Linked DNA regions of Homo sapiens: all the other regions are linked to region 1. A link is a loop called in an ENCODE intact Hi-C map of the cell type or tissue named here. Cell type or tissue: heart right ventricle. All regions are shown on one strand.

Region 1 (8,000 bases):
AGAAGGCCACCTGCAGCCAAGAGCCTGAGGAAGGAGCCAGAAGCCCTGCCCAGAAGCCCAGAGGCTCTGAGCCTGCTGTGGTCTCTCCCCAGAGCATGGGGCCCTCAGAGGAGACCGGAGGGGCCTCAGGCTCACTCTTGCTGTCACTAGAGGGACATCGGGTACACCAGTGGTGTTTAGGTCAGGAAGATAAGACAACTGCTTCTCAGCCTTCAAAGGGCTGTGTGAGGTGGGCCAGAAGGCTCACTGGGCATAGGGCACGTCCTATCACACCACCCTACAGTCCAGTCAGGTGGGACAGGGGAGAGGGCATGGTCATCCCTTTTACGGTTTTCTGGCAAGTGACACAGAGTAACTGGAGAAGCAGAAGCTCCCATCCAGGCACATCTGGCTCTTAAGTGAGTGCTCTTAACTCCTCTCAGCATTACTGTCCCCTACCCTGGAGGACAGAGCTGGACCCACGTGTAAACGTTATAGGATGGCATATACCAGCTGCCTGTAAGGAAAAACCTGTGTGGCGTCCAGCAGGGGGCACCCCAGGGCTGTCTCTAGGACAGTGGGGACAGTTGAAGCGAGAGACAGCAGATAGGGCTTTCATGTCTCCTATGATCCTATTTTTTATTTAAAATTTAAAAAAAAAATTTTAGAGACACGGTCTCACTCTGTCACCCAGGCTGGAGTGCAGTGGTGTGATCATGGCTCACTGCAGCCTCAATTTTCTGGGCTCAAGCGATCCTTCCACCTCAGCCTCCTGAGTAGCTGGGATTGCAGGCACGTGCCACCACACCAGGCTAATTTTTATTTTTTATAGAGATAGGGTCTTGCCATGTTGGTCAGGCAGGTCACAAACTCCTGACCTCAAGCAATCCTCCTGCCTCGGCCTCCCAAAGTGCTGGGATTATAGACGTGAGCCACCGTGCCTGGCCAGTTCTTCCTAATCATTTGATATTTATTGAGCACCTACTATATGTAAGGTAGGGACAAAACAAAGTCTCTGGTCTCTTGGAATATACAGTCTAGATGGAGAAACATAACACAAGCAACTAAATGAGTGAACAAGATAATTACCCACATGAGATAGCCCTTCATCAATAAGCCAGGCACTACTCTAAAAGCTTTATCTATATTAATTTGTCATAATAACCTCACGAAGTGGAAACTGTGATTACTTCCATTTTTACAGATGAGAAAATTGGGCCAGGTGCAGTGGTTCACACCTGTAATCCCAGCACTTTGGGAGGCCAAGGTGGGTGGATCACCAGAGGTCAAGAGTTCGAGACCAGCCTGACCAACATGGTGAAACCCTGTCTCTACTAAAAATACACAAAAATTAGCCTGGGTAAGAAGAGCCAAACTCAGTCTCAAAAAAAAAAAAAAAAAAAAAAAAAGAAAGAAAAGAAAAATAAAATTGAAGCACAGAGAGATTAAGCAACTTGCCTTAGGCCATACTGCTAAGAAGTGATGGAACTGGAATTCTTTTTTTTTTTTTTTTTTTTTTTTTTGGTACGGAGTCTTGCTTTGTCTCCCAGGCTGGAGTGCAGAGGCGTGATCTCAGCTCACTGCAACCTCTGCCTCCCGGGTTCAAGCAATTCTCCTGCCTCAGCCTCCCGAGTAGCTGGGATTACAGGCGCCCGCCACCACACCTGGCTAAGCTTTTTTTTGTATTTTTAATAGAGATGGGGTTTTACCATGTTGGTCAGACTGGTTTTGAACTCCTGACCTCAAGTGATCCACCTGACTTGGCCTCCCACAGCGCTAGGATTACAGGCATGAGCCATCACGCCAGGCGGGAACTGGAATTCTACTCAGCCACTTAGGCACTTGGCCTCTGTAGTGTAGAGAGTGAGGGCAGGAGTGCTACTTTGGTTGGGGTGATCAGGGAGGACCTGTCTGAAGAAGTGACTTTTTTTTTTTTTTTTTGAGATGGAGTCTCACTCTGTTGCCCAGGCTGGAGTGCAATGGTGCTATCTCAGCTTACTGCAAACTCCACTTTCCGCATTCAAGCGATTCTTGTGTCTCGGCCTCCCGAGTAGCTGGGATTACAGGCGTGCACCACCATGCCCAGCTAATTTTTTTTTTTTTTTAATAGAGACAGGGTCTCACCATGTTGGCCAGGCTGGTCTTGAACTCCTGGCCTCAAGTGATCCACCTGCCTTGGCCTCCCAAAGTGTTGGGATTGCAGGCATGAGCCACGGCGCCTGGCTGGAAGTGACACTTGAATCACATGATGACGAGAAACCAGCCATACGGCTCTGGGGAAAGAGCACTGCAGAGGCAGCCAAAGGCTCCGACATGGGAATGAACTTATTCACAGGTCAGAAAGGCAGCCAGCATGGCTGGAGCAGTGAGCAAGTGAGGAGGTGATCTGACGTGAGCTTGGAGATGTAGGAAGGTGACCCAGAGAGTTTCCTGAGGACCTACTATGTGCTCTGCCCTATAAGATATAAATGCTCTAGGAAGCAGATATGATATCGTTTCCATTAAGGAAAAACCTTTGCTCTGTTCAGCAGGAGCTAGGGATGGGGGTTTAGACATCAGCTGCTGACAATCTTGTTTGATGAAACCAAATTTCCCAAGAGTAGCAGGATGATCAGGATGATGATGATGGTGATGATGCTGATGGCAGCAATGATGGCGATGACAGGCATTTGCTGAGGACCTAGAGCGCCAGTTCATGAGCTCAGTGCACAGGCTCATTTAATCTGTGCAGTGGCCCCCTTAGATAAAAGAGCTAAGACTCAGAGATGCAGGGTAGCTTGCCAGGGTCATGCAATGAATAAGGAGTTGAAGCTGGCTTTCCAGCTTAAGTCTTTTTTTCTTTAAATTGACATTTTATATGTGTATATAGACTTTTAATTAACATTATTTTCACAGAGCCAAGCAAACATTTTCAGTCCGCAGGAGGGAAAGAGGGGAGTTGTGGGTTGTGTTGCTGTTTTTTTTTTTTTTTTTTTTTGAGATGGAGTCTCGCTCTGTCGTCCAGGCTGGAGTGCAATGGCGCAATCTCAGTTCACTGAAACCTCCGCCTCCCAGGTTCAAGTGATTCTCCTGCCTCACCAGCTTAAGTTTTAATGACTTTGCTGGGGTACAGAATCAGAAGGGGCCACATGCTGGGGGACAGAGCAAGGACAGAAGCTGGGGGCTCCCAGGTGAGGAAGAGCAGAAAGAGTTGGAGATGACGAGGACACTGGGCTCCAGAGTGTCTGTGCGTACCATTACCCCAGGCAGTAGGAGGGATGCTAGGTGTTTGGGGGCTATTTTGGCTAAGTGGTCAGGGAAGGTAAAATGAATTTCCTCTTAGATTTCTCAGTGGAAACATATGTTTAACAATTTGGTAATGGAAAAGTCCCTCTTCCCCTTTCTGATTTCTTTTTCTTTTTTTGAGACGGAGTCTCGCTCTGTTGCCAGGCTGGAGTGCAGTGGCGCGACCTCTGCTCACTGCATCTCTACCTCCCGGGTTCAAATGATTCTCCTGCCTTAGCCTCCCAAGTAGCTGGGACTACAGGCGTGCGCCACCACGCCCAGCTAATTTTTGTATTTTTAGTGGAGACGGGGTTTCACCGTGTTGGTCAGGCTGGTCTCGAACTCTTGACCTTGTGGTCCGCCCACTTCGGCCTCCCAGAGTGTTGGGATTACAGGCGTGAGCCACTGCACCTGGCCTCTGGTTTCTTTACCTTAAAAATCTGGATTTTTGTGTACGCGGTGTATTCAGTTGTGGACATGGTATATTCAATTGTGCACATAGAGGGAGGGAAGGGCCAGTTCCTCCAAGTACCACTAGGTGTCAGCATTGTCAAGGCTGTCCCCAAGCTGTGTCTGTCCTGCCCATTTCTCTGCGGAGGAAAAGTCGAATTTGAATCCAAGTCCTGGTCTCTTCCCATTGTTTGGGGCTGAGCCTGGCTCTTCAGGGGCTGGGATTTGGTGCTGCTCTGACCCCAGAGGCTGTATGAGAAACATTTAGGAGGCTAGGTCTCCAAGGCCTGGGAGGCCCCTGGGTCTCACCCCAGGCCACATAGCAAGGGCTTTGGATGGCTGGACTCCCCTCCAGAGCTGGGCCCCTCCCAACTAGGGAGGGCTGGTGGTATCCTGGGATCTAGCTCCAAGTAGGTCTGGGAGTCTAGAACCCCCCCAAGTCCATCTCCACCTCGGCAGAGCCCTGGGCCTTGCTTGATGGTGCCAGGCCTGCAGTGAACACAGAACACCCAGACAGATCCAATCCTGAGTTCCTGGTGCATAATGACTTTGCTATTTCCCACCACCGTAAATTAAACCTAATCTTGTGTTGACTCTGCTGAACAAGGAGAATAATGAAGAAGATTAAGATGAGATGGTATTCATTCTCCTCCAACAAAAGCCAATTAATTGTCAGTAGGATTACTGCCTGGAGCCAGGAGCTGCTTGCTAGGAGCTCTGCAGACAGGATGGAACAGGGCTGAGGGCCATTCGCTAGGGTTGCCACTGGGGTCTGCTGGTCATGCAGCAGGAAATATTGCAGGTAGATGTTAGGGAGAACTGCCAGAATGAAGGAGGGGGCTGGCACCAAGGAGGAGGGTGCAAAGAGCTTGGAATCACTCACAGAGGTGATGTTTCTAAGGCGTGGAGGGGAACGCTGTGGAAGTTCCCAGCCACCTGACCATGTCCATCCGAGGCCCCCTGGGACCTTCCCCTGACCATGTCCATCCGAGGCCCCCTGGGACCTTCCCCTGCCTTTCTGCGGTCACCTTTGATGAATGAAGCTGCATTCAGGGGTCTCTGGCTTCCTCCCCACTCTGCTTTTTTTCCTCCCTTCCTCTCCTAGGAATCAGGGAGGCCATTTGTCCAGTGTTAACAGCTTGGGTTTAGAGACAGAAACATGGCCAGGCGCGGTGGCTCACGCCTGTAATCCCAGCACTTTGGGAGGCTGAGGCGGGTGGATTGCTTGAGGTCAGGAGTTCCAGACCAGCCTGGGCAACATGGTGAAACCCCGTCTCTACCAAAAATACAAAACAATTAGCTGAGCCTGGTGGCACACGCCTGTAGTCCCAGCTACTTGGGAGGCTGAGGCATGAGAATCGCTTGAACCTGGGAGATGGAGGTTGCAGTGAGCAGAGATCGCACCACTGCACTCCAGCCTGGGTGGCAGTGAGATTTTCTCTAAAATAAAAATAAAAATAATTAGAGACAGAAACACTTGGGCTTCACCTGGCTTTGCCCCTTGTCCTCAACCACACAAATGGAACCTACGATCCTCACCTGCCAACCTGGTTTGATACTCCCAGGCACTAATGTGCCTCCAGTTCCTGCACCCACTAGATTCTTGGAACAAGACAGTGAAGCTGAATGGAGTGGCCTGACTGCTGTGGGCCGTTGCCAGAAGGTGAGGGAACCAACATTTGTTGGTCTACTGCTGCATTATCTCATCGACTGCCTACAGCAGCCTCCTCGGGAGGCTTTATTTTGTCATCACAAAATTTATTGAAGAGGAAACCGAGGCTCAGAGAGGTGGGGCCCTTGGTCGAGGTCACCAAGCTGTAGGCTGCAGAGTTGGCTGGGACGGGGCTTCTGTCGCCATGGCCCCCAAAGCTTGAGCCCTTTCCTCATCTGCACATTGCTTCGTGCACATGGAAGGCATTCAGTGTGTGCTGGCCGGATGAATGAAACGCTCATCAAATGCTATTTCTGGTCCAGTAAGTTCCGTTTCAGACTCTCCCACATCCTGATAACTCCCAGAAGTAAATGGATTGTGTGTGATTTGTGAAATTCTTCTTGGTAATTCTTGGCAACTCACCTACCTCACTACTACTGTGAAGAAAACTCTACCCTCCCATCCAGATCTAAGTTTGCTTCATTTACTCGGATTGATGAGGTTTTTTTTTTTAATTTTTTTTTATTTTTTTTTATTTTCTGAGCATGGCAAAAGTAGCCTCAAAGTCCAGTTTTACAATCTATGCTATCTCAGCACACGCTGAGCACTCACCATGTGATAGGTGTGTTCAAAACATCACCTGTGTATGGTTTTATTTAATCCTCCAAGCACATCTGTGTGCTATTATTCCCATTTCAGAGGCTGAGATGAAACTGAGGCCCAGAGACGTGCATTCTCGCCCCAGGTCACACAGCAAGGGCTTTGCATGGCTGGAATCCCCTCCAGAGCTGCCTCTCCTCGCCCCCTGTCACCACCTGCAGGCTTTCCTGGGTGAAGTGATTCTTGCGGAGGGATTCTAGTCCTCTGTGCAGACAGGAATTGTGGTGGAGGCCGTGGGCTTCCGGGTTCAGTTGGAATTGGTGGAGTTTTCTGTGTCCCACAAATCACACACTTAGACTCAGCCTCAGGAATTGATCTTTGGTTCATATGTGGAAGGATTTACCACTTAAGCTTTTTTTTTTTTTTTTTTTTTTTGAGACGAAATCTCACTCTGTTTCCCTGGCTGGAGTGCAGTGGCATGATCTTGGCTCACTGTAACCTCCACCTCCCAGATTCAGGTGATTCACCTGCCTCAGCCTCCAAGTAGCTGGGATTACAGGTGTGCACCACCACACCTGGCTGTTTTTTGTATTTTTAGTAGAGATGGGGTTTCACCATGTTGGTCAGGCTGGTCTCGAACTCCCGGCCTCAAGTGATCCGCCCGCCTCGACCTCCCAAAGTGTCGGGATTACAGGCGTGAGCCACTGTGCCCGGTCACTTAAGCATTTACTCAGCACCTTCTGCGTGTCAGCACCTTGTTATGCTTTGAGGATACAACAGTGAACCAATGAGGTCCTTGTCCTCTAGGAGCTCACAGACTAGAGGGAGAGAAGGATCTGGGTTCCCAGTTCTGACCCTCCCCAGGTGTGTGACCAGTTAGTGCCTCAGTTTCCACATCTGTAAAATGGGGATGATTTTGTTACTTACCTGATAGGATTGTTATGAGAATCAAATGAATTAATATAGGTAAGACACTTAGATCAAGGCCTGCACATAAAAGGTGCTACATACAAGTTTGTTAAATAAAATGGACAAGTCTGGCAACTATAGTCTAATAATAGTAAAAGGGTGGTGAGGGGAAGCCTACTGAATTTTAGAGGAGGGACATCTAACATAGACCTTGATCAGGAAGGTTTCCTGGAGGAGGCGGTCCATGGACTCTTGACCCAAGTGATGGTAGGAGGGTGAATTACTTCCCTAGCCAGCTTGTAGCTTCCTGGGCTGTCACTGGGAGCTGCAGTACTAACTGGCCTTTTCCTGGGGCTTATTGTCATAATTTTTCAATGTGCGAAGCACTGTAGTAGCATCTGGATTCGAATAGAAATCTCTGTGCTCAGGGACCTATGATTGAGAGGGTGGGAGGAAAACATCCTGAATATGTTCTAGGACAGAAAAACAGGCCCCCAGACGCTGTGGGCAGTGTGTGGGGAGGTCTCCAGTGGGGCAGGGTGTAGAGAGGCCCTCAAAGCTGCAGAAAGACAAAGATGTCCTCGAAAAAAAGAAAACTAAAAAAAAAAAAAAAAAAAAAAAAAGGAAGGGGGAAGCCGGCAGGGAAAATGATTTTCTCGGCTGGCATTTCTTGGGGAATTAAATCTTGTTTTTCGTCACCACCAAGTGGAATAATCCAATATATTAAAGCAGAAGTCCCCACTCCTATTTATTGCTGCGACTTTGACCTAACAGTCTCGGGTCTGCATTTGGAATCAGACTGTCCCGGGGAGGGAGAGCAGGAGGGAGGAGGCATCAACCCCTTGGATCAATTACTTTCCTCTCCGACACAGGAAAAATGAATTATTCCCCGAAAAGCAGGCACCTCATCCGATGAATTCTGCACTGCAGAGCTGGTGGAGTTCTACTAAATTGAATTTGGTCTTTGAGAGACATTTAAAACCAAGTGGAGTGTGTGTGCTGGTGGGGTGTGTCTGACAGCCACTGGGGCTTCTGTCAGTTGGGGTTGAGGAAGCCCCCCACTTACAGTTCTCTGGGTTCGGGGGCAAGAGGTAGCCATGCTTTCTGCCCCAGGGACCCCCAGCACTCTGCAGGGGCGAGATGTTTT
Region 2 (8,000 bases), 400 kb after region 1:
GGCATGGTTGTTTGCACATTCAACTGGATGGACAGGATAGCTTAGACTAAACACACAGGCTAGTACTGAATCCTAGTTTCATCACTAGCTTTCTATATGATCTTGACTAAGTTATTTAATTTCCCCGAGCCTCATTTTTTTTTTTTTTTTTTTTTGAGAAGGGGTCTCGCTCTGTCGCCCAGGCTGGAGTGCAGTGGCCCAGTCTTGGCTCACTGCAAGCTCCGCCTCCCGGGTTCACGCCATTCTCCTGCCTCAGCCTCCTGAGTAGCTGGGACTACAGGCGCCTGCCACCACGCCTGGCTAATTCTTTGTATTTTTAGTAGAGTTGGGGTTTCAGTGTGTTAGCCAGGATGGTCTCGATCTCCTGACCTTGTGATCCGCCCACCTCGGCTCCCAAAGTGCTGAGATTACAGGTGTGAGCCACCGCGCCTGGCCTCATTTTTTTTTTTTAATCTGAAAAGTGGGTGCAATAGTAATTCTTATTGCCTAGGGTTGCTGTGGGTTCATGGTATAGTCACTCTTAGCACCATGCCTGGCATATAGGAAGTACTCAATAAATATTTGCAAATATTGTGTATATTATTATTGAGCAAGTTGCTTAAGCTTCCTAAACTAAGTTCTCTTCATCTGTAAAATAAGGACAGTGTTCTTAATCTGCTTCCCAGAGTGTTTGTTGAGACTTGGTCTTCTGTAGTGGCTGAATTATAGTGAGCAAGTCTTCTGTGGCAAGAACCAGAAACTCATAGATTGTTTGGAGACCTGAGACTAAGCCAAGAGAGTTTACACTTTTATTCTTATTTTATAATATCCTTTCTACTCTGAAGAACAGAGGCCTGATCCCCTTGCTGGGAGAGAAAGCTGTTTCTTCCCAAGAACAGACTGAGTGTCATGTGCCCAGCCCTTATGTGACTTGTTTCCTTCCCCTCAGCCCTGCCCTCACTGCAGTGCTCTACGACCTGAGCCGTCAGATTCCACAGCTAAAGAAGGACATTCAAGATGGGCTACTGAAAATGCTGTCCCTGGTCCTTATGCACAAACCCCTTCGCCACCCAGGCATGCCCAAGGGCCTGGCCCATCAGCTGGCCTCTCCTGGCCTCACGACCCTCCCTGAGGCCAGCGATGTGGGCAGCATCACTCTTGCCCTCCGAACGCTTGGCAGCTTTGAATTTGAAGGTAAGAAATTACAACGGCTCTTGCCAAGATAGTGAGAGATGCTGGAAACTTTGGGAAAGGAATGAAGGTATCTAGGATTCCTGGATCTTGCTGGGGTGCTAAAGACAGGGTAGCTGATTCTGTAGCAGCTCATCCTTCCTAGACTCTTTCCACGTATTGGTAATTCCTACTTTTGTTTCTTTGTCCCATACTGAGTTTGGGGGCAAATGGTTTGAGGGAAAGTATACGTTGATCCAAGGAAATAATGCTTCAGAGACAGATCCCCCTCACATCCTCACTTTTCCACTTCTTTGTAGCTGAGATGGTATGTAATGCTTTAAAATGTATAAGTAGGGGCTTTTGGGTGTTTCCATGTCTATGGCAGTATGATTTCTTTTTTCTTTCTTTTTTTTTTTTTTTTGAGACAAAGTCTCTCTGTTGCCCAGGCTGATGTGCAGTGGCACAATCTCAGCTCACTGCAACCTCTGCCTCCTGGGTTCAAGCGATTCTCCTGCCACAGCCTCCCGAGTAGCTGGGACTATAGGCGCGTGTCACCACACCCGGCTAATTTTTGTATTTTTGGTAGAGATGGGGTTTCACCATGTTGGCCAGGTTGGTCTGGAACTCCTGACCTCAAGTGATCTGCCTGCCTCGACCTCCCAAAGTGCTGGGATTATATCCATGAGCCACTGTGCCCGGCTGGCGGTATGATTTCTAAAAGTACCATACTGTGTAGTTCTAAACTGCAAATAAACCCATAATAATACCCCACAGAGATATATTTCAGGGGGAGAAGTTGATACTTTTGAAATTTAAGATCATATAGGTAGTATTGGTCAAGAATGTGGGGAAACAAGCAAGTACAGAAAGCCTGAACATGCTGTCTGGAGACAGCCACCCATGGTTTCTCTATTGCAGTTCCTCCACTTAACATTGATTCACACCCATGATAATTTATTTCTAGTGAATAGAAAGTAGCTATGTTTAAACCCAGCCTACACAGACTCTTTGTCTGGTATTTAAATCCGGGAACTAAAAGAGGCAAGGTAAATTTGATCAAGAATTGTATTATCCTCTGAGAATGTAAGGGGTTGAGTTGGAATAAAACAAAATAATTTATTATTTAAAGGGAATATAAAAAGGCTAGGATTGGGGGATACCTTTTATCTGTCTCTTTGCTCCTTCACCACCCCCTTTTACCTTTCTGCTGATTGAAATCCCCCTTGTTACCCTTTAAAAGTTCTGGGTCAGGCCTGGCGCGGTGGCTTACGCCTATAATCCCAGCACTTTGGGAGGCCGAGGCGGGCGGATCACAAGGTCAGGAGATCGAGACCATCCTAGCTAACATGGTGAAACGCTGTCTCTAATAAAAATACCAAAAAAAAAAAAAAAAATTAGCCAGGCGTGGTGGTAGGCACCTGTAGTCCCAGCTACTCAGGAGGCTGAGGCAGGAGAATGGTGTGAACCCGGGAGGCGGAGCCTGCAGTGAGTGGAGATTGCGCCACTGCACTCCAGCCTGGGCGACAGAGCAAGACTCCGTCTCAAAAAAAAAAAAAAGAAGAGTTCCGGGTCAGTATCGTATTGATCAATATCTAGTTGAAAGTAGAATTAGTAGCCTCAAAATGGAAAATTCAGCTAGCAAGCTGCAGACCTACCTGTCTACAGCAGCAGTGTTTATTCTGTTTTCTCTCTGCCTTTCTATCCAGGCCACTCTCTGACCCAATTTGTTCGCCACTGTGCGGATCATTTCCTGAACAGTGAGCACAAGGAGATCCGCATGGAGGCTGCCCGCACCTGCTCCCGCCTGCTCACACCCTCCATCCACCTCATCAGTGGCCATGCTCATGTGGTTAGCCAGACCGCAGTGCAAGTGGTGGCAGATGTGCTTAGCAAACTGCTCGTAGTTGGGATAACAGATCCTGGTAAGGCTTGCCAGACAGAAGGAATCTAGGGGAGTTAAGGAGCTTAGGACAATTGGGAGTAGCCAGTTTCATTACATGGCCTCTCTAGAGTTCTTCGGCTCAAAAAGCTGATATTCAGCTATTTCTCTGCCAAGGCGTGTTAGGCATGGCTACTGTAGCCTTTGGTGTAAGATAATCTACCTTTAATTCTTTTGTCTTTTACTCTTGTGAGTAGAGAAAAGAATGACAGAGGTTAGATGAGAAAAAGCATCTGGAATCTTCCCACTACGCTGATGGCAGTGGAGGTAGAAGCTGGGAAGGGCTGGAGTGATGGGATCATGAGGAAATGTTCAAAGGCTCCATTGCTCTTGCAGACCCTGACATTCGCTACTGTGTCTTGGCGTCCCTGGACGAGCGCTTTGATGCACACCTGGCCCAGGCGGAGAACTTGCAGGCCTTGTTTGTGGCTCTGAATGACCAGGTGTTTGAGATCCGGGAGCTGGCCATCTGCACTGTGGGCCGACTCAGTAGCATGAACCCTGCCTTTGTCATGCCTTTCCTGCGCAAGATGCTCATCCAGGTAACCGAGGTGATGGCCAGACCCACAGGCAGGGAAGACAGGACTCTCGCTGTGAGAACTGCTTGAGGAAGCGGAGTTGAGGACAAGGATGGGGGAGAAAGATTGAGGTACCTGGTAAAAGCCGCATTTGTCTGCAAAGGTCCAAATGTTTCCCTGGCTTTATAATGGCAGTTCCAGTGCTCATCACCTCATGAGCCCTTTGTCAATATGACTCTAAGGTGGTTCAGAGTCCTCTCATGCAGCTCTTTCTTTTTCCTGGCAAGTCACCAGTGATCCCATTTCTTGGCCCTCTTTGCTTGCTGGGTTGATCTGCTGCAGATGGTGTCAGACTTCCCAGCGCCTCCCTATCCTTCAGCTCTCCTGCTTTTCTTGCTGGTGCCAGGTCAAGCACGGAGGCCGTTGTTCTTCACAAAAATAACCAGTGTGAGACCGTTTCCACTATTTGTTCTAATAGTCATTGCTCCAGTCTGTGATCCTGGCTTTCGTTCTTAAATAATATGAGAATGCCAAGCTCAGCTGCTTGGTCTGTAGCGTAAGGTAGAATTGCTCTGGAGACATGGCTCCTCAGTTTTTGTCTTCACCTACTGAGTAAGATCTGTGGCCTCCTGGTGAGCAATACATGGAGTCCTGCCAATACACCAGTCCTGCCTGGTGAAGTTATTTCCACCTGCCTCTTGTGGGTCTCTATGTTGCTCACCCAGTCATTTCCTGTCCCCATTGCTCACTGTTTGCTTCCTGATCCTCCTTCATGGTTTGTTTTGAAGTAAACACTTTTTATAACATATAAGGAACTTAAACATAGAAAATCATTAATATATGTAACTCACTCTAGAGAAATGTTTGTTCACAATTTGTTATAAAGTGGCTGTAAATTATATCATCAGTCAACAAATTAGGAAGTTGTACTTATGTTGGCACTTCTATTTTTAGCGTAATGATTTATTTAACTGCCGGCCTGCGTTAGAAGTGCCTGCCATTTTAAGTCTTAAAAACATTCCTCAGTTATAGGAAGGAATAGAAATCATTGTTGAAGGCCGGGCGTGGTGGCTCATGCCTGTAATCCCAGCACTTTGGGAGGCCGAGGTGGCCAGATCACCTGGGGTCAGGAGTTCAAGACCAGCCTGGCCAACATGGTGAAACCCCATCTCTACTAAAAATAAAAAAAAAATAGCCAGGCATGTTGGCAGGCGTCTGTAATACCAGCTACTCTGGAGGCTGGTGCAGGGAGAATTGCTTGAACCCAGGAGGTGAAGGTTGCAGTGAGCCGAGAGCGCGCCACTGCACTCCAGCCTGGCGACAGAGCGAGACTCTGTCTCAAAAAAAAAAAAAAAAACGTGAAATCACTGTTGAGCCTGCCAGCTCAAATCATGCTAAATTAATTTGGCGTAGAAATATCTCCTAAACGGCTGAGTGCAGTGTCTCATGTCTGTTATCCCAGCACATTGGGAGGCCAAGGCAGGCGGATCACAGGAGCCCAAGAGTTTGACAAGACCAGCCTGGGGAACATGACAAACCACGTCTCTACAAAATATACGAAAGTTAGCTGGGTGTAGTGGTGCATACCTGTAGTCCTAGCTACTCAGGAGGCTGAGGTGGGAGGATCACTTGAGCCTGGTAAGTTGTGGATGCAGTGAGCCGTGATTGTGCCACTGCACTCCAGCCTGGGTGACAGAGTGAGACCCTATCTCAAAAAAAAAAAAAAAAAGGAAAAAATAAGAAATACCTCCTAATGAGAATATCAATATGTTCATTCTGTCAGCAGACTTTTTGACCACATGCTATGTTCCAGGTACTGCTGGGCACTGGGAATATAGCAGTCAACAAGCCAGGCGTGGCTGCAATCTTCTTTCTTTTTTTTTTTTGAGACACAGTCTCGCTCTGTCGCCAGGCTGGAGTGCAGTAGTGTGATCTTGGCTCACTGCAACCTCCACCTCCCAGGTTCAAGCGATTCTCCTGCCTTGGCCTCCTGAGTAGCTGGGACTACAGGCGCCCGCCACCACGCCCAGCTAATTTTTGTATTTTTAGTAGAGATGGAGTTTCTCCATGTTGGCCAGGCTGGTCTCAATCTCTTGACCTCATGGTCTGCCCGCTTCGGCCTCCCAAAGTGCTGGGATTACAGGTGTGAGCCACCTCGCCCGGCTGGCTCTAATCTTCTTAAAGCTGATATTAAGCTATCAGGCCATTTCATTTTTTCAATATTGCAGAGTGTGAAGCTCCTTTGAATGAATTTATGTACTGAATTTAGCCCTTGAAATGTTAAAATTACTCTTTTTTGTTTTTAAACTTTGATATAGATTTTTCCAAATTGAGGTGTACATTTTCATGCCTTGGTAAAGGCTTTGGTGTTTTGTTTTGTTTTGAGACAGAATCTCACTCTGTCACCAAGGTTAGAGTGCAATGGTGGGATCTCGTCTCACTGCAACCTCTGCCTCTTGGGCTCGAGCAGTCCACCTGCCTCAGCCTCCTAAAGTGCTGGGATTACAGGCATGAGCCACCGTGCCTGGCCGACTTTGGCCTTTCTTGCGGTCTTGGTCATCAGGGTGGGCATTGGTTATTGTTATTAGGATGCAGTGAGGCTCTCGGGCTCTAAGTGAACCTGGGGTTCTTTGGATTGGCCCCGCACTGCTGCAGATAGTTGGGCTCTGCTCCGTGAGGCACATTTCCTTGCAGTCAGCCATGTCTTCTTGGTGCTGCAGGTCTATTCTCAGTATCCCCTTCATTTCTTTTCCCTGTGGTCTGCTATGACTGGGGAAAACAGGCTGCCAGGGGAATCCAGAAAAATCGGGTTATTAAGTCAGTAACCTAAGACAAAATGTAATGTTAAATTGTAGACTCCTCTGGGTAGCTGAGTTAACCTGAGCTCTGTGACATCTGCTTTTGTCACTGCTCATCGATTTCCTTCTGGCAGCTTTATCCAGAAATCTGTCTATATTATGCTGTCTATGTCACCATGAGCAAGATATGCTGATTTGCTGGTGTCCTAAGGATGTCAGCTAGAACCAATGTGTTATCTCCAGTCAGTAAGGCTTCGGGGGATCCTGCCAGTGTGATCCCCACCTATTGAGGTTTATCTAGATATGCCCCAAACAGCTACAGAGTATCAGCACTTCTCTTGGCATCATAGCTGTTCTAACTGTTCTTTGATTCCTTTGCCATTATTTGTAGTCTTCAGTAATTTGCTGTCTGGACAAAGATTTTTCTCCCAAGGGGCCCTACCTTCTTTCCTCATTTTTATAGAACCCTACTCACAGCTCTCCCTGTTGGTTTTCTCAGTCTTCTCTGGCTGTGCTACATGGTTAAAAGCTCTGCTTTAGAGAGGGCCATGGGACATTGGAGTGCTGTGATAAAAGGAAAGGGAGCAGGTTTTCGAATAGTTTTTCTTCCTGTCACAGCTGTATCTAAGGCTGTTCTGCCTGTTGCAGAAAAGTCTGTTGCTCATTGAGTATCTAGCAGCTACTTCATCTGTCGTGGAGGTCTGGGTTTTTCCCCCAGTTCCCTGCCACTTTTTCTGTTGGACACAGTCTCTCTCTAGAATGTCTTCTGCCATAGAGAACATATGAGCCTTTCTTCCCTACAGATTTTGACAGAGTTGGAGCACAGTGGGATTGGAAGAATCAAAGAGCAGAGTGCCCGCATGCTGGGGCACCTGGTCTCCAATGCCCCCCGACTCATCCGCCCCTACATGGAGCCTATTCTGAAGGTAACACAAACCGAGAGGCTGGTGCTTTCTCTGTGCGTTGTCATCAGCTCATATGGGGAGATGGGAGTGTTTCAGTGTTCACTAGTACACTGAACAAAGTAGGTGATTTCTTTGCTCTCACGCTTGGAGACCAAAGGGCCATATCAAGCACTTTCAGTTAAAGAATACCAAGAATCTTATCAGTTGCAGGAAAGTGCTGTCCTTACAAGAGGTAAGAGTTAATGCTTCAGGCACATCATCGCAGATGTTTGGAAAGGAGAAGTAGGTAGATAGTAGCATAAAATAGCTCGCCCAAAATGAGGAAAAAATGAGCTTGAAAATCTGAAACAACCTTCAAATCTCAACACATTAGAGTCACGTGAAGTCCTTTATAATGTATGTTAATCTGGATGAACAATCACTGAGACTCGGTTTAGAGGAGACATGAGAAATACTTTCACATTATGGTGCTTCCCAGCTCTCTCACATGTCAGACTTAGACTTCATATGGAGAAAAGTTTGAGAATTTACATTCCAGAGAAATCTTGGATTCATAAAGCCTAGAAGGAATTTCTTTATGACTGAGATGGTCTCTTGGGTGAATTTTACTTATATAAAAGAAAGGTTTCTAGTAGAGTCTAATCTGCATTCATTTTCTCATAACTTCTTTCTCTAGGCATTAATTTTG
Region 3 (8,000 bases), 600 kb after region 1:
GTGCAGTGGTGCGATCTCGGATCACTGCAACCTCCGCCTCCCAGGCTCAAGCAATTCTCCTGCCTCAGCCTCCCGAGTAGCTGGGATTATAAGTGCGCGCTGCCACACCTGGATGATTTTTGTATTTTTAGTAGAGATGGGATTTCACCATGTTGGTCAGGCTGGTCTCAAACTCCCAACCTCGTGATCCACCCACCTTGGCCTCCCAAAGTGCTGGGATTACAGGTATAAGCCACCGAGCCCAGCCAAAAGCGACTTCTAAGCCTGCAAGGGAATCGGGAATTGGTGGCACCAGGTCCTTCTGACAGGGTTTAAGAAATTAGCCAGCCTGAGGCTGGGCACGGTGGCTCACACCTGTAATCCCAGCACTTTGGGAGGCTAAGGCAGGTGGATCACCTGAGGGCAGGAGTTCAAGACCAGCCTGACCAACATGGAGAAACCCCATCCCTACCAAAAATAAAAAATTAGCCAGGTGTGGTGGTGCTCGCCTGTAATCCCAGCTACTTGGGAGGCTGAGGTGGGAGGATTGCTTGAACACAGGAAGTAGAGGCTGCAGTGAGCTATGATTGCAGCACTGCACTGAAGCCGGGGCAACAGAACAAGATCCAAAAAAAAGGGAGGGGTGAGGGGCAGAGCCAGGATTTGTTTCCAGGCTGTTGTTACCTAGGTCCGACTCCTGGCTCCCAGAGCAGCCTGTCCTGCCTGCCTGGAACTCTGAGCAGGCTGGAGTCATGGAGTCGATTCCCAGAATCCCAGAGTCAGGGAGGCTGGGGGCAGGGGCAGGTCACTGGACAAACAGATCAAAGGTGAGACCAGCGTAGGGCTGCAGACCAGGCCAGGCCAGCTGGACGGGCACACCATGAGGTAGGTGGGCGCCCACAGCCTCCCTGCAGGGTGTGGGGTGGGAGCACAGGCCTGGGCCCTCACCGCCCCTGCCCTGCCCATAGGCTGCTGACCCTCCTGGGCCTTCTGTGTGGCTCGGTGGCCACCCCCTTGGGCCCGAAGTGGCCTGAACCTGTGTTCGGGCGCCTGGCATCCCCCGGCTTTCCAGGGGAGTATGCCAATGACCAGGAGCGGCGCTGGACCCTGACTGCACCCCCCGGCTACCGCCTGCGCCTCTACTTCACCCACTTCGACCTGGAGCTCTCCCACCTCTGCGAGTACGACTTCGTCAAGGTGCCGTCAGGACGGGAGGGCTGGGGTTTCTCAGGGTCGGGGGGTCCCCAAGGAGTAGCCAGGGTTCAGGGACACCTGGGAGCAGGGGCCAGGCTTGGCCAGGAGGGAGATCAGGCCTGGGTCTTGCCTTCACTCCCTGTGACACCTGACCCCACAGCTGAGCTCGGGGGCCAAGGTGCTGGCCACGCTGTGCGGGCAGGAGAGCACAGACACGGAGCGGGCCCCTGGCAAGGACACTTTCTACTCGCTGGGCTCCAGCCTGGACATTACCTTCCGCTCCGACTACTCCAACGAGAAGCCGTTCACGGGGTTCGAGGCCTTCTATGCAGCCGAGGGTGAGCCAAGAGGGGTCCTGCAACATCTCAGTCTGCGCAGCTGGCTGTGGGGGTAACTCTGTCTTAGGCCAGGCAGCCCTGCCTTCAGTTTCCCCACCTTTCCCAGGGCAGGGGAGAGGCCTCTGGCCTGACATCATCCACAATGCAAAGACCAAAACAGCCGTGACCTCCATTCACATGGGCTGAGTGCCAACTCTGAGCCAGGGATCTGAGGACAGCATCGCCTCAAGTGACGCAGGGACTGGCCGGGCGCAGCAGCTCACGCCTGTAATTCCAGCACTTTGGGAGGCCGAGGCTGGCTGATCATTTGAGGTCAGGAGTTCAAGGCCAGCCAGGGCAACACGGTGAAACTCTATCTCCACTAAAACTACAAAAATTAGCTGGGCGTGGTGGTGCGCACCTGGAATCCCAGCTACTAGGGAGGCTGAGGCAGGAGAATTGCTTGAACCTGCGAGGTGGAGGCTGCAGTGAACAGAGATTGCACCACTACACTCCAGCCTGGGCGACAGAGCTAGACTCCGTCTCAAAAAACAAAAAACAAAAACGACGCAGGGGCCGAGGGCCCCATTTACAGCTGACAAAGTGGGGCCCTGCCAGCGGGAGCGCTGCCAGGATGTTTGATTTCAGATCCCAGTCCCTGCAGAGACCAACTGTGTGACCTCTGGCAAGTGGCTCAATTTCTCTGCTCCTTAGGAAGCTGCTGCAAGGGTTCAGCGCTGTAGCCCCGCCCCCTGGGTTTGATTGACTCCCCTCATTAGCTGGGTGACCTCGGGCCGGACACTGAAACTCCCACTGGTTTAACAGAGGTGATGTTTGCATCTTTCTCCCAGCGCTGCTGGGAGCTTGCAGCGACCCTAGGCCTGTAAGGTGATTGGCCCGGCACCAGTCCCGCACCCTAGACAGGACGAGGCCTCCTCTGAGGTCCACTCTGAGGTCATGGATCTCCTGGGAGGAGTCCAGGCTGGATCCCGCCTCTTTCCCTCCTGACGGCCTGCCTGGCCCTGCCTCTCCCCCAGACATTGACGAGTGCCAGGTGGCCCCGGGAGAGGCGCCCACCTGCGACCACCACTGCCACAACCACCTGGGCGGTTTCTACTGCTCCTGCCGCGCAGGCTACGTCCTGCACCGTAACAAGCGCACCTGCTCAGGTGAGGGAGGCTGCCTGGGCCCCAACGCACCCTCTCCTGGGATACCCGGGGCTCCTCAGGGCCATTGCTGCTCTGCCCAGGGGTGCGGAGGGCCTGGGCCCTGGACACTGGGTGCTTCTAGGCCCTGCTGCCTCCAGCTCCCCTTCTCAGCCCTGCTTCCCCTCTCAGCAGCCAGGCTCATCAGTGCCACCCTGCCCTAGCGACTGAGACTAATTCTAACATCCCACTGTGTACCTGGTTCCACCTGGGCTCTGGGAACCCCTCATGTAGCCACGGGAGAGTCGGGGGTATCTAGCCCTCGTTCCTTGGGACCTGGTTCCCTGGTTCCCTGCACTGTGGGACGGGCCAGTGCTCTGGGGCGTGGGCAGCCCCACCTGCTGGCGCTGACCCTGCCTCCCCCGACTCGGTTTCTCCCTCTCGGTGTCTCTCCTTGCCTCTCTGATCTCTCTTCCAGAGCAGAGCCTCTAGCCTCCCCTGGAGCTCCGGCCTGCCCAGCAGGTCAGAAGCCAGAGCCAGCCTGCTGGCCTCAGCTCCGGGTTGGGCTGAGATGGCTGTGCCCCAACTCCCATTCACCCACCATGGACCCAATAATAAACCTGGCCCCACCCCACCTGCTGCCACGTGTCTCTGGGGTGGGAGGGTCGGGAGGCGGCGGGGTGCGCTCCTCTCTGCCTACCCTCCTCACAGCCTCATGAACCCCAGGTCTGTGGGAGCCTCCTCCATGGGGCCACAGGCTCCTTGGCCTCACCCCCCGTTTTGAAGATGGGGCACTGAGGCCCGGAGAGGGGCAAGGCCTCGCTCGAGTCCAGGTCCCCAGAGGCTGAGCCCAGAGTAATCTTGAACCACCCCCATTCAGGGTCTGGCCTGGAGGAGCCTGACCCACAGAGGAGACACCCTGGGAGATATTCATTGAGGGGTAATCTGGTCCCCCGCAAATCCAGGGGTGATTCCCACTGCCCCATAGGGCACAGCCACGTGGAAGAAGGCAGGCAATGTTGGGGCTCCTCACTTCCTAGAGGCCTCACAACTCAAATGCCCCCCACTGCAGCTGGGGGTGGGGTGGTGGTATGGGATGGGGACCAAGCCTTCCTTGAGGGATAGAGCCCAGCCCAACACCCCGCCCGTGGCAGCAGCATCAGCTGTTCCAGCGAGGAAGGAGAGCACCAGACTCAGTCATGATCACTGTTGCCTTGAACTTCCAGGAGCAGCCCCCAGGGCAGGGGTCAGACCTGGGGAAAGGGGGTGATGAGAGACCCTTCTTCCGGATGGTTCCTCCAGGAACCCAGGGGGCTGGCTGGTCTTGGCTGGGTTCGGGTAGGAGACCCCTGATGAATAAACTTGGGAATCACTGGGGTGGCTGTAAGGGAATTTAGGGGAGCTCCGAAGGGGCCCTTAGGCTCGAGGAGATGCTCCTCTCTTTTCCCGAATTCCCAGGGACCAAGGAGAGTGTCCCTTCTTCCTCCTTCCTGTGTGTCCATCCACCCCCGCCCCCCGCCCCGGCAGAGCCTGGTGGAACTCAGTGCTCTAGCCCCTACCCTGGGGTTGCGACTCTGGCTCAGGACACCACCACGCTCCCTGGGGGTGTGAGTGAGGGCCTGTGCGCTCCATCCCGAGTGCTGCCTGTTTCAGCTAAAGCCTCAAAGCAAGAGAAACCCCCTCTCTAAGCGGCCCCTCAGCCATCGGGTGGGTCGTTTGGTTTCTGGGTAGGCCTCAGGGGCTGGCCACCTGCAGGGCCCAGCCCAACCCAGGGATGCAGATGTCCCAGCCACATCCCTGTCCCAGTTTCCTGCTCCCCAAGGCATCCACCCTGCTGTTGGTGCGAGGGCTGATAGAGGGCACGCCAAGTCACTCCCCTGCCTTCCCTCCTTCCAGCCCTGTGCTCCGGCCAGGTCTTCACCCAGAGGTCTGGGGAGCTCAGCAGCCCTGAATACCCACGGCCGTATCCCAAACTCTCCAGTTGCACTTACAGCATCAGCCTGGAGGAGGGGTTCAGTGTCATTCTGGACTTTGTGGAGTCCTTCGATGTGGAGACACACCCTGAAACCCTGTGTCCCTACGACTTTCTCAAGGTCTGGCTCCTGGGCCCCTCATCTTGTCCCAGATCCTCCCCCTCAGCCCAGCTGCACCCCCTACTTCCTGCAGCATGGCCCCCACCACGTTCCCGTCACCCTCGGTGACCCCCACCTCTTCAGGTGCTCTATGGAGGTCCAAGGCTGGGGCCTTCGAGTACAAGTGTGGGAGGCAGAGTGGGGAGGGGCACCCCAATCCATGGCCTGGGTTGGCCTCATTGGCTGTCCCTGAAATGCTGAGGAGGTGGGTTACTTCCCTCCGGCCCAGGCCAGACCCAGGCAGCTGCTCCCCAGCTTTCATGAGCTTCTTTCTCAGATTCAAACAGACAGAGAAGAACATGGCCCATTCTGTGGGAAGACATTGCCCCACAGGATTGAAACAAAAAGCAACACGGTGACCATCACCTTTGTCACAGATGAATCAGGAGACCACACAGGCTGGAAGATCCACTACACGAGCACAGGTGAGCAAGTGGGTCTCAGATCTTGGCTGGAAGCGCAGAGCTGCCCTCTCTCCTGGAGTGTCAAGGAGCTGTAGAGTGTAGGGCTCCTTCTGGGCCAGGACTAGGAAGGGACACCAGGTTTAGTGGTGTCTGAGGTCTGAGGCAGCAGTCTTCTAAGGGGAAGCACCCGCTGTCCCTCCCTCCAGCCAGCCACCCAGCCATCCTTCCACCACTCATTCTTCCAACCACCCATTCACCCATCCACTCATCCTTTTACCCACCCATCCTTCTGTCCACTCATCCTTCTGTCCCCTCATCCTTCCAACCATTCATCAATCCACCCACCCATCCATCCTTTTGTCCACACAACCATCCACCCATTCTTCTACCTACCCATCCTATCCATCCATCCTTCTATTCAGCCATCCTTCTACCACCCATCCTTCGTCCGTTCATCCATCCATCCATCCATCCATCCATCCATCCATCCATCCATCCAATCCATCTATCCATTCACTCATCCTTCTAACTATCCATTCTTCTATCATCAGTCCATTCATCCTTCCAGCTATCCATCTATTCATTCACCTATCCTTCTACCCACCCATTCTTCTATTCATCCACCCATCCACCCATCCTTCTACCCACTCATCCTTCTATCCACCCATCCTTCTACATATCCTTCTATCCATCCATCCATACACCCATCGTCCTGTCTGTCCATCCATCCATCCATCCTTCCATCCATGTATCCATGCATCCATCCATTCCTTCCAGCTATCCATATAGCCACCCACCCATCCTTCTACCTACCAATCTTATCCATCCACCCATCCACTCATCCTGCCAGCCATCCATCTATCCAACCACCCATTGTTCTACCTACTTATCCATCCATGCACCCATCCATCCATTCATCCATCCACCCATTCTTCCACCTATCCATCCACTTATACTTCTACCTACCCATCCTTCCATCCATCCATCCATCCTTCTATCCAACCACCCATCCACCCATCCTTCCACCCACCCATCCTTCTATCAACCCATCCTTCTACTCATCTACCCATCCACCCATCCTTCTACCTACACATACTTCTATCCATCCATCCATCCATCCACCCATTCTTCCATCCATCCACCCACCCACCCATTCTTCACCCATCCATCCATCCATCCATTCACCCATCCATCCACTCACCCATACTTCCAGCCATCCATCTATCCATTCACTCATCCTTCTACCTACCCATCATTCCATCCATCCATCCATCCATCCATCCATCCATCCATCCACCATCCATCCACCCACCCACCCACTTATTCTTCTGTCTACTCATCCTTCTATTCATCTGTCCATCCACCCATTTGTCTATCTACACATCCTTCTATCTATCCACCCATCCACCCATCCTTCCAGCTGTCCATCTATGCACCCACCCATCCTTCTACCTACCAATCCATCCATCCATCCATCCATCCATCCATCCACTCATCCATCCATCCATCCATCCATCCATCTGCCAATTCTTCCAGACACCTATCTATCCATCCATCATCCTTCTACCTACCCATCCTTCCATTTATCCATCCATCCATCCTTCTATCCATCTACTCACCCATCCATCCTTCCATCCACTCATCCTTCTATCCACCCATCCTATTCATCTACCCATCTACCCTTCCTTCTACCAACACATCCTTCCATCCATCCATCCAATTCATCTACCCATCTACCCTTCCTTCTACCAACACATCCTTCCATCCATCCATCCATCCATCCATCCATCTATCCATCCTTCTATCCATCCACCTACCCACCCATCCTTCCACCCACCCATCCTTATATTCATCTACCCATCCACATATTCATCTACCCATCCACCCATCCTTCTGCCTACACATTCTTCTATCTATCCATCCATCCATCCATCCATCTTTCCAGCTATCTATCTACCCACCCATCCTTCTACTTACCAATCCTATCCATGCACCCATTCTTCTACCTACCTACCCATCCATCCATCCATCCATCCACCCACCCATTCTCCCAGTCATCCATCTGTCCACTCATTCTTCTACCTACCCATCTTTCTATCCATCCATCCATCCTTTATCCACCCACCCACCCATTCTTCTATTAATCTACCCATCCACCCAGTCTTCTACCTACACATCCATCCATCCATCCATCCATCTTTCCAGCTGTCCATCTATCCACCCACCCATTATTTTACCTACCAATCCTATCCATCCATCCATATACCCATCCATCCATCCTTTCAGCCATCCCTCTTTCCATTCACCCATTATTCTACCTACCAATCCTATCCATCCATCCACCCACCCATCCATTCATCCATCTACCCATTCTTTCAGCCATTCACCCACCCACCCTATCCATCCATCCGTTTTTTTTTTTTTTTTTTTAGACAAAGACTTGCTCTGTTGCCAGGCTGGAGTGCAGTGGCACAATCTCAGCTCACTGCAACCTCTGCCTCCTGGAACAAGCAAGTCTCCTGCCTCAGCCTCTAGAATAGCTGAGATTACAGGCATGCGCCACCATGCCCAGCTAATTTTTATATTTTTAGTAGAGGCAGAGTTTCACCATGTTGGACAGAATGGTCTTGATCTCTTGACCTCGTGATCCATCCGCCTTGGCCTCCCGAAGTGCTGGGATTACAGGCGTGAGCCACCGCGCCCAGCCCCATCCATCCATCCTTCTGTACATCTACCCACCCACCTACCCATCCTTCCATCCACCCATCCTTCTAGCCATCCATTCCTCTATTCATCCAACCATCCACCCATCCTTCTACCTACACATCC
Region 4 (8,000 bases), 160 kb after region 1:
GTAACCAAAACAATACAGGGTACTTGGCAAAATGGGGGTTTTTGCTTCATTCAGATCAAAATCTGATCCCAGCTTGGCCTCTTCTCGCTGTGTGACCTTGGGCAAGTCTCTTCACTTCTCTGAACTTTGTTTTTCCCACACATTAAGTGAGGATGACAATTCATGTGACATGAGATGGTGGCAAGGCTTAAGTGAGACAGTCCATGTAAATGCTTAGCACCTGGCACATAGTAGGTATTTAACACATGGCAGCTATGATTGGTTGGTATTGTTATCACCAGCCTCCCATCATAAGGCGGAGGACCTGAGGCCATCAGCCATGTCTGGTGCCCGTTTCCAAAGAGCTTTGACAACACACAGACACATATTCCTCTCAATCCTCCCGCCCGTGTACCTTCCAGCTGGTGCAGAGTGGAGTGCGGCTGTCTGGTCTCCCAGCGGCCAGGCAGAGAGTGAGCTCACTGGGGGAGGCTCTGCCGCCATCCCTGGACTGGTCCCGCAGCATCCATGCCTCCGGCCTTTGTTGGGCAGCTGCAGCGTGAGCCGCACTGTCTGCCCGTGAAATGCGACTTTTGGAAAACATACATATTTGTGAGTTGGAGCATGTTTCTATTTTGGGCCGACACTGCTCTCTTTATTTATTTTCCCTGGGCTTCGATGCTTTGGAATCTAGCTTGGAAGGGTGTTTTGACAGACTTTGACACCTCTCCCAGCTCCTTTGGCAAGACACCATGCTTGGGTAGGGGGAGGGCAGACAGAGAAGAAGACGATTTCAAACGACAAGCCCTCTTCCTTGGCTAGGACTGATGGACAATCCCACACCCCTGCCTCACTGTCCCAGCCCTCCGTTTCTCCACATTTGGGTGTGGGGAGGAGTATAAGAGGGGTTCAGGTGGGGAAACCATTTCAAAGAGGGGGAAGGGAACCAAAAAGGCTAATCACTGAGCTCTCGATTTTAACAATGCTAACATCATTATCAACACCTATAGTATTGTTATTGTCAACCATCACTACTACCACCCCACCATTTTGGGGTGCCTACTTTTATTGCTGGCAGTGGGCTGACTGATGGCCCTTAGGGACACCACCTCCTTGCTCAGCATCTCATTTGGCTCATCTGTGAAGGCTATTTTTGCCATCCCCAGCTCATAGGGCTATGAAAAGAGGCTGCTTAGCCACATGGTGGTGATGGCCATCTTCCCTCTTGGCATCAGAGCCTGGCCAGCAACCAACTGCCCATGGGCAGTCTACTTGCTTGGGTCCAAGGACATGAGGCTGATTGCAAAGCCCCTACTCACTGGGCAGGACCTCTAAAGCTGCTCTCAGCTGTTCCCTTCTCTGTGGCCATTTACAACCAGCCCAGTGTCTGCCACTTGGGAGGAAGGACCTTAACTCAGACAATTCCATCCACCGCCTTTGAGGACTAGGGGAATAGGGGATGGGGAGGATGGGGAGACGAGGGAAGTATGTCTATACTAGCAGAGAAAGGGGCTTAAACCATCCAAGGACCTGGCGATCATGAGATCCAGGTTTAAATCTTCTATTCATTCATTTGTCCATTCATTCATTCATTCACCACACATCTACCAGCAGAACCAGTGGTATATGCAGAGGATATATAGACAGTAGAAGTAATGCCTGCCCCAATGAAGATTGCACTTCAGCAGTATGACCTCAAGAAAATTACTTGACATCTCTGGTCCTATTAAGGAAATCATCTAAACATCCCTCACTCAGGGAACAGGATGACTTCACTAGTGGTGGGTGCTCTAAGGAAGGGGAAAGGTAGGGTAATCTTTGGGGTTAGAATCACAATTTTCAATCCCACCCACACTCAAGAGACTCACTAGAGAGTCAATGTTCCAGATTATTAGGGCCAGAAAGTGACCCTACAGGTCACCTCAGGCAGTCCTTTAACAGACGGGAAACCTGAAGCTCAGAGAAGGGAAGTAGTTTGCCCAAGGGCAAACTGGGAGTCTGTGGTTAAGCTCGGACTAGGATCCAGGTCCCCTCACTTCCAGTCCAGTGCTCCTTCCACCACACCATGCTGGGACTACTCTTCTTTCAACCCAGTTTCTGGATTTGAAGGACAACAGCAGGAGAGGTGTCAAAGGGCAAGCCAGGTCATGGCTACCAGATCTCATGGCTAGCCAGATCTCGAGGGGGGTTCCAGAATGCTTCACCCAAAGTTCTTGGCCCCTTGGAGAGATCACTGGGGCTCTGTGGCATCTGGCCCTAGAAAACTTCCTGGGGAGGGGAACAGAAGCTGCTGAGGCCACGGTGGAGGGTCGTCAGATTTCCAAAGAGAGAGTAACGGGGACATGGAACCTGCAGTGAAGAAGGCAAGTCTGAGAGAATGGAGTCAGCTCCCCCTAAGGGTCAGCTGTGCCCACATCCCAGCAAAGACTGGGTCAGACCCAGCCTAAGGAAAGTTGGGGAGAGAAGTGAAGACAGTGGGGAAGGATGACTGGAAAGACCAAAAAAAGAGGGTGCATGTGCGTGTGTGTGTGTGTATGTGTGTGAGAGAGAGAGAGAGAGAGAGAGAGAAACCTGGGGGAGGGAACAGAGCAGGGAAACAGAGGGTACAAGCAAAGAATGCGGACCCTGATTGTACATGTGTGTGTCTGGACTAAGGTTAGAGAAAGAGGAGTGAGTATTGAGGTAGAGAGCCAAGCAAAATGGACCCTGGGCTGAAAATGGAGATTCTGTAAGGCACCTGTCCAGGCTGGGCTTCTGCCTGGAGCTTCCACCGAGCCACAGCCTCCTCCCTCCCTCCAGAAGATCCCCTGGTCCCCTGGCAGGTGTAGTAGTAGGAGGTGGGGAGGGGGTGTTTGCTCTAAATCCCCATGCTTCGCCCATAGGAGCAGGACAGTGTGTGTGTGTGTGTGTGTGTGTGTGTGTGTGTGTGCACGCGCGCGCTGGGGGTGGAAGTGTGTCTGTGCTTGGGAGTCTGAGTGGCTTTGTGAGTCACTGGGCATCGGTGAGAACACCAGGTGGTGGGCTCTGGAATCTGGGGCTTAGTCAGTGAGTCCGGAGACAGCAACCTCGAGTGCAGAGCGGGGGCGAAGATGCTGCCCAGGTCCACGAACGTGTGTGCTTGTGAGATCTGTCCGCCCACGTGCGTGTGAACCGTGGGTCTGCGTGGATTGTGTGCGCCTGAGGATTGTGGGTGGGTGTGTACTTGCGCGAGTGTATGTGTGTGGACTGTTTTCCAGTGGTCTGTAGATATGTGTGTGCGCATGGATGGGTGTGAGTGTGCGCGTGGACTGTGGGTGTGCGCGGGCTTCTGAGTTTCTAGGGCGGCCGCGAGGCGCTGTCCGCGGTGCTGACCCGGGGAGTGGGCTGACGGAGACCTGCGCGCAGTCTCGCAGTGAGTGGGGGACAGCGGGAAGCTGGCGCCGGCCGTGGAGCAGAGGCCGAGAAGAGAAGCCCCCAAGGAGGCGCCTTCCCAGCCCTGCTGCCGGCCTCCCCAGGGAGTTGGGAAAAGTTCTCCCGGCGGTGGGGTTGGCTCCCGGGACTTGGCGCCCCTTGCGCTGGGAATCTTTCCCGACCCTCAGCGCCGCCACTGCCCGGCTGCCCACTCCACCTCCACCCTCGTTCGCGTTCTCGGCAGAGCCTGGGGACCCTCGCGCGCGCGGATCCATCGCTGGCCCGGCCCGCCCCAAGCCCCCACGCGCCCTCCCCGGCCGGACCTGCAGCCAGGTTAATCGGGGAAATGTCCCTCCGAGAGCACGAGTACGCTAGGTAGGGAGTGGGTGGAGGGGGTCATTAGCCTTACTCTGTCCCCTCCCTCCGCTCTAGCATGGGCGAGAGCCCGATCCAAGGGCGGCTTCAGACTGACGCTCAACTTTTATGGACCCAGATATCCCTCAGAGGGGACAAGCAGGGGCCAGAGGTCGGAAGCCTTGCCGTTCCTGGACATCCAACATCCAACTCCCCTTGGCCGACCAAGAATGCTGCAGTCCCGCGGGGAGATGGTGCGGAGCTGGGGCCCGGTCGTAGAGGGCAAGCTTGGGTTCTGTCCACCCCTGACCGTCTTTCCCGGGGGGCTCCGAGGCCCGCATCCCGGGCTGGCTGGAGAGCGAGAGAACTTCGCGCGCGGCGCCAAGCAGGTCGGGGTGCGGACGGCGCGGAGGACTTCCCCCTCCTCCTAGCAATGCATCCCCCAGCCCCGAGACCAAGCCCGGATGGCGCCCCGCGGCCGTGCACTCACCTCGGCCGGCCGAACGGGGCTAGGCTGAGCCGCCGGCGCGGGAGAGAGTGCGCAGAGGGTCGGGGGGCGGCGGCCACCACGCTGCGCAGACTCGTCTCCTCGCGGAAGTCGCAGGGGGAAGCTTCTCGGAGCCGCAGGAGGCTGGGGCTCCCCCTCCGCTCCAGGGCAAGCAGACCGCGGGAAGCTGCGCGCGAATCCCAGTCCTCAGCTCGCAACCCGAGCACTCCGCTCCGCCGCCGCCTTTTATTCGCCGCCCGCCTTTGTTTGGGTCCGGGCTCCTACCACGGGTCGCGGGGGTGTCCGAGCCAGGCTCCGGAGCCGCGCTGCCGCCCAATCCCTGGCGCCTCTCGGGCTCCGCGCCGCCGCGCCTTGAATCAGTGGCCGGCGAGACCCTGCGCCACGCCGCGCGCTGCGGTCTCTGGGACCCGCTGTCTGGCGCTGTCTTCGCCGCCGCTCCCCCTGCCGATCCGCGCGGTGGTTCAGCCCGGCCCTGGCGCCCGCGGGCGGGGGAAGCGCAAGGCGCAGCGACCCCTGGGGGTCGGTCCCCGCCCCTGCAGACGGTCCGGGCCAGGCACCACCCCCCAGCCCCGCCTCCGAGTTTCCTGATACCCAAGTCTCTCCCGGGCCCGCGCTCCCGCTCCTCTCCAGCCAGCCCGCCCAGCCTTGGCAGGTCACCAGCCTCCTGGACACTCGCGGGCATCCCCGGGCGCCCTCCGGAGGGAGCTGCCAAGCCCAGGCTCCTGGCGCCGTCCCTTCCTCGTTTGTTCTTCATTTACCCCTCTGGCACCAGAACCCGGAGCCATACCAGCCCCTGGGACCGGGCATCCCTCCAGCTCTAGCACATGACCTGCCTGACACCCCTAGCCAAAGGGCCACAAGGAGAAAGAGCCTGGGGGAGGGGGGCAGGCCAGTACCCTGGCCCATTTCTCTCCATCAGGGCTCAGAGAGCATTGGCATTGGTGTTGCCCAGGGAGAGTGAAGTGGGACCCCTCAAAAGGGGGCCAGCTGCCAGCCCCCAGCTGCAGGGTGGAGGGATGTCAGTGACGGAAGCCAGAAAGGAGGGAGGCCATTGCCATGCTGTGTGAGGGTGAGCCATGAGCTTGTCATTTGTCCTGGGTGTGTGCCGACCAAGGACCTGGGAAGATAGGGCAATGGTGAGACACAATCCTTGCCTTCAGGAGGTTTCCGGCTTATGGGAGAGAGAAGAATATGGGAGAGTTATGAATGAAATATAACAAACCCGGCCAGCCAACACACTGATGCTGAACCCACAGCAGCCCCTCCCCATCCCCAGCCCTTATTTTTAAAAGAGGAAAACTGGGTGAGACGCACCTCTAAATGTCAGGGTGCTGAGTGGATCTCCTGTGCTGTTCACCTGCTGCTCCTGCTCTGTCTCTCTGCTGTACAGTCCCTGGCTGGAAGCTGTACCCACTGACTGGCTGTCAACTAGACGCATTGGTATTTATGACTCTGGGTGCCCTGAGAGCTTATCTATGCAGAAGCAAATGGCCTGAGCCAGTGTCCCTGCCCTGGCACTCACTCCCCATGTGCTCAAGGTCTCAAGAGAGCCATTGCCAGGTTGGCCAAGTCTGTCAGAAGACTCCCAATGGCTCCATCTGGCCTTAAAGACATTAGAGTTGGGGGCAGTTCCTGGGGTGAAGGGTGCCACTGTGAGCTGTAAGGGGAGAAAGAGACAGGAGATCTCTCCCGAGAAGTAGAGGGTGTGAAAATTGCTGTCCCAGGACCAGAGGCCAAATCTGATATGAGTACAGAGGACCAGACTTGGCACCACCCTGCAAACTTCTAGTCCCATTTGCCATATCCTAGAGGGAGGGCAGAGAATGAGGAGCCATGTGAGAGGGTGGGAGGAGGGAGAACAAGGAAAAGATTTGTTTTTAAGGGAGCAATAGAGAGACACAAAGTGTGTTCCCAAGCCCAGCTGAGAGCAAAGGGTTTTCTTGGCTGGGAGAATGGCTTGATTATTTTCCGTTTGTTTTAAGGCTGCTTCTAGGAGCCTCCTCAAAGTTCTCCAAGGCTCCAGCACTGTTCCTCTCAGTCTGACAAATCCACCGGCCATCCCATTGGTGTGCCCCATGGTGCTGTGCCACCCTCAGTCCATGCCTGGGGATACAGCTGCCACTCTGCTGGGAAATAGATTTAGTGGGTTTGATATAGGTCCTTGATGAAATTCTCACCACCTTCAAAGGGGTCCTGCTTCATGTTGCCTAGCTGGCCATAGCTGTGGCCACCTTGGCCACACCCTCCTCAGAACCCTCTCTGGCCTCTGGAGACTTCCAGAGGATCTCCAGTGGGGCTGGGCTTGCTCTGCCCTTGGTGGGGGATTTTCTATGAAGGGAGGGTGCAGAGGCAGAGGCCTGTGGAGGGGGAGAGGAGGTGCACGGTGTGGTATCCAGGAACACTGGAAGGATGCAATTTTCCCAGGCCATCAGTGAGGTTTTAAAAATGCAAATGGAACCAGGCCTTTGAAATATGCCTGCCATAAAGGGGAACCGGTGGTGGCAGTGGAGCTGGTGCAGGTGTGGAAAGTCATGAGAATCCTCCTCCTGGGGTTCATCCCCAGGTTTCCTCCCCTTCCCCTGCCCGCGCCTGCTTGCAGGAAGCGTGTTTACTACAGGGGCCTGGGGATGCTGGCCTCACACATCCCTGCCCAGCCACAGGGTACTTCCCTGAAGCCTCCTGTACCTCCAGGTGAGTAGTAAAGATGACTCTGGTGGATAATGATCCACCCAGCTGAAAGGCTGCAGAGATTAAGATTCTGTGTCCCCTCTGGCTCCTTGTTCCAGTGCTGTCTGGTGGAAGTTCTTCCTGGGTCTGATTTAAATGCCTCATGGTGCCGATAAGCTGCTCCCCTTATACTCTGTCTTCACAACTAATTGAAAAGCCTTCTTTGCAAGGGATATGAGCTATAAAGGGCTGCTTTGTCCTCTCTTCCTATCCCTTTATTTCTACTTCTATTTTCTCTCCAACTAGGTCTGAAGCAGAGCCTCTGAGCTGAGCTTCTGATTCTACCTCTCCCAGTAAAGCCATATTTCTGTTCTGCCCCTTACCAGCTGCGTGACCTTGGGAAAGTCACTTCACCTTGCTGAGCCCCAGTTGTCTCATCTATAAAGTGGGGATGGTAAGAATATCTGTCTCATTGCAGTGGTTATAGTTATAAATGAGATCATCTCTGTGCAAAAATTGCATTTAGCACAGTTTGTGGCACACATTAAGCACTAAATACACATTAGCAGTTTCTTCATCATATTGTTACCGCTTACTTGGCAAGTGCTGACCATAACACATCTCACTTTTTGTGACACCCCTCCACACCGCCCCGTGAAGGGGGGTTGTATGCAAATCAAGTCCTCCCACCAGATGGGTGAGCAGCTGAGGGTTGAGCATATGGGGAGGGTTGGGAGTGTTTATCTTTTAAAATATGGTATTAAGGCACTGTCCCAGCACCAGGGAATAGAATAAATGGATTTATAAGTAATCCCCTCTTCAATCTGCTAAGGCATTGACTTTGGCGCTCTTGGCCCCCAGCCCCAATCTCACCTTCTCCAGGAAGCCACTGGGCAGAGTCAGGTAGGCTGGGGTATGCTGGAAAGAGCTCTAGATTTAGGAAACTGGGTTTGATTTTTATGTGTGTCTTTTATTAGTATGACCTTGGGCAAGTCACTGCATTTCTCTGAGACTTAGTTTCCTCATCTGCAAAGTGGGAGTCATAATGACCACTGCCAAAAATATTCCTGCTTAATAGTCTCTTCAGCTAAAGTAGAACACA

The links. Peaks named below come from ENCODE experiments on the same cell type or tissue, not always from the same donor. Only the 100,000 strongest peaks of a DNase experiment are listed, where the experiment ranks them.
Region 2: a loop joins it to region 1, with 12 times the contacts of the local background. A loop is called at or near these places in 95 of 110 quality-filtered maps.
Region 3: a loop joins it to region 1, with 5 times the contacts of the local background. A loop is called at or near these places in 96 of 110 quality-filtered maps.
Region 4: a loop joins it to region 1, with 13 times the contacts of the local background. A loop is called at or near these places in 43 of 110 quality-filtered maps.

What each region holds. Positions count from the first base shown.
Region 1 is chr1:11,638,389-11,646,388 of GRCh38, reverse strand. No RefSeq gene overlaps it. Among named protein-coding and RNA genes, the nearest start is that of FBXO2, 12 kb to the left of the region's middle. In heart right ventricle, CTCF peaks have their summits at 521 (motif pointing right) and 3,781 (motif pointing right); DNase peaks (open chromatin) are centred at 518 and 3,778; H3K27me3 peaks cover 5,305 bases.
Region 2 is chr1:11,233,476-11,241,475 of GRCh38, reverse strand. MTOR (mechanistic target of rapamycin kinase) reads left to right here. Exons shown (of 58, transcript NM_004958.4): 11 at 929-1,173; 12 at 2,859-3,074; 13 at 3,428-3,633; 14 at 7,211-7,333; 15 at 7,989-8,000. Among named protein-coding and RNA genes, the nearest start is that of MTOR, 25 kb to the left of the region's middle. In heart right ventricle, no CTCF peak of the experiment used is centred here; no DNase peak of the experiment used is centred here; H3K27ac peaks cover 1,381 bases.
Region 3 is chr1:11,040,067-11,048,066 of GRCh38, reverse strand. It overlaps MASP2 (MBL associated serine protease 2), which reads left to right and starts at 828. Exons shown (of 11, transcript NM_006610.4): 1 at 828-864; 2 at 948-1,176; 3 at 1,334-1,511; 4 at 2,528-2,659; 5 at 4,532-4,728; 6 at 5,045-5,192. The coding sequence starts at 860. RefSeq lists an enhancer at 1,491-2,323. In heart right ventricle, no CTCF peak of the experiment used is centred here; no DNase peak of the experiment used is centred here.
Region 4 is chr1:11,475,586-11,483,585 of GRCh38, reverse strand. It overlaps DISP3 (dispatched RND transporter family member 3), which reads right to left and starts at 4,431. Exons shown (of 21, transcript NM_020780.2): 1 at 4,214-4,431. RefSeq lists an enhancer at 3,279-3,880 and a silencer at 4,525-4,844. In heart right ventricle, CTCF peaks have their summits at 4,541 and 4,747 (motif pointing left); DNase peaks (open chromatin) are centred at 3,295, 4,477 and 4,766; H3K4me3 peaks cover 1,732 bases; H3K27me3 peaks cover 7,668 bases.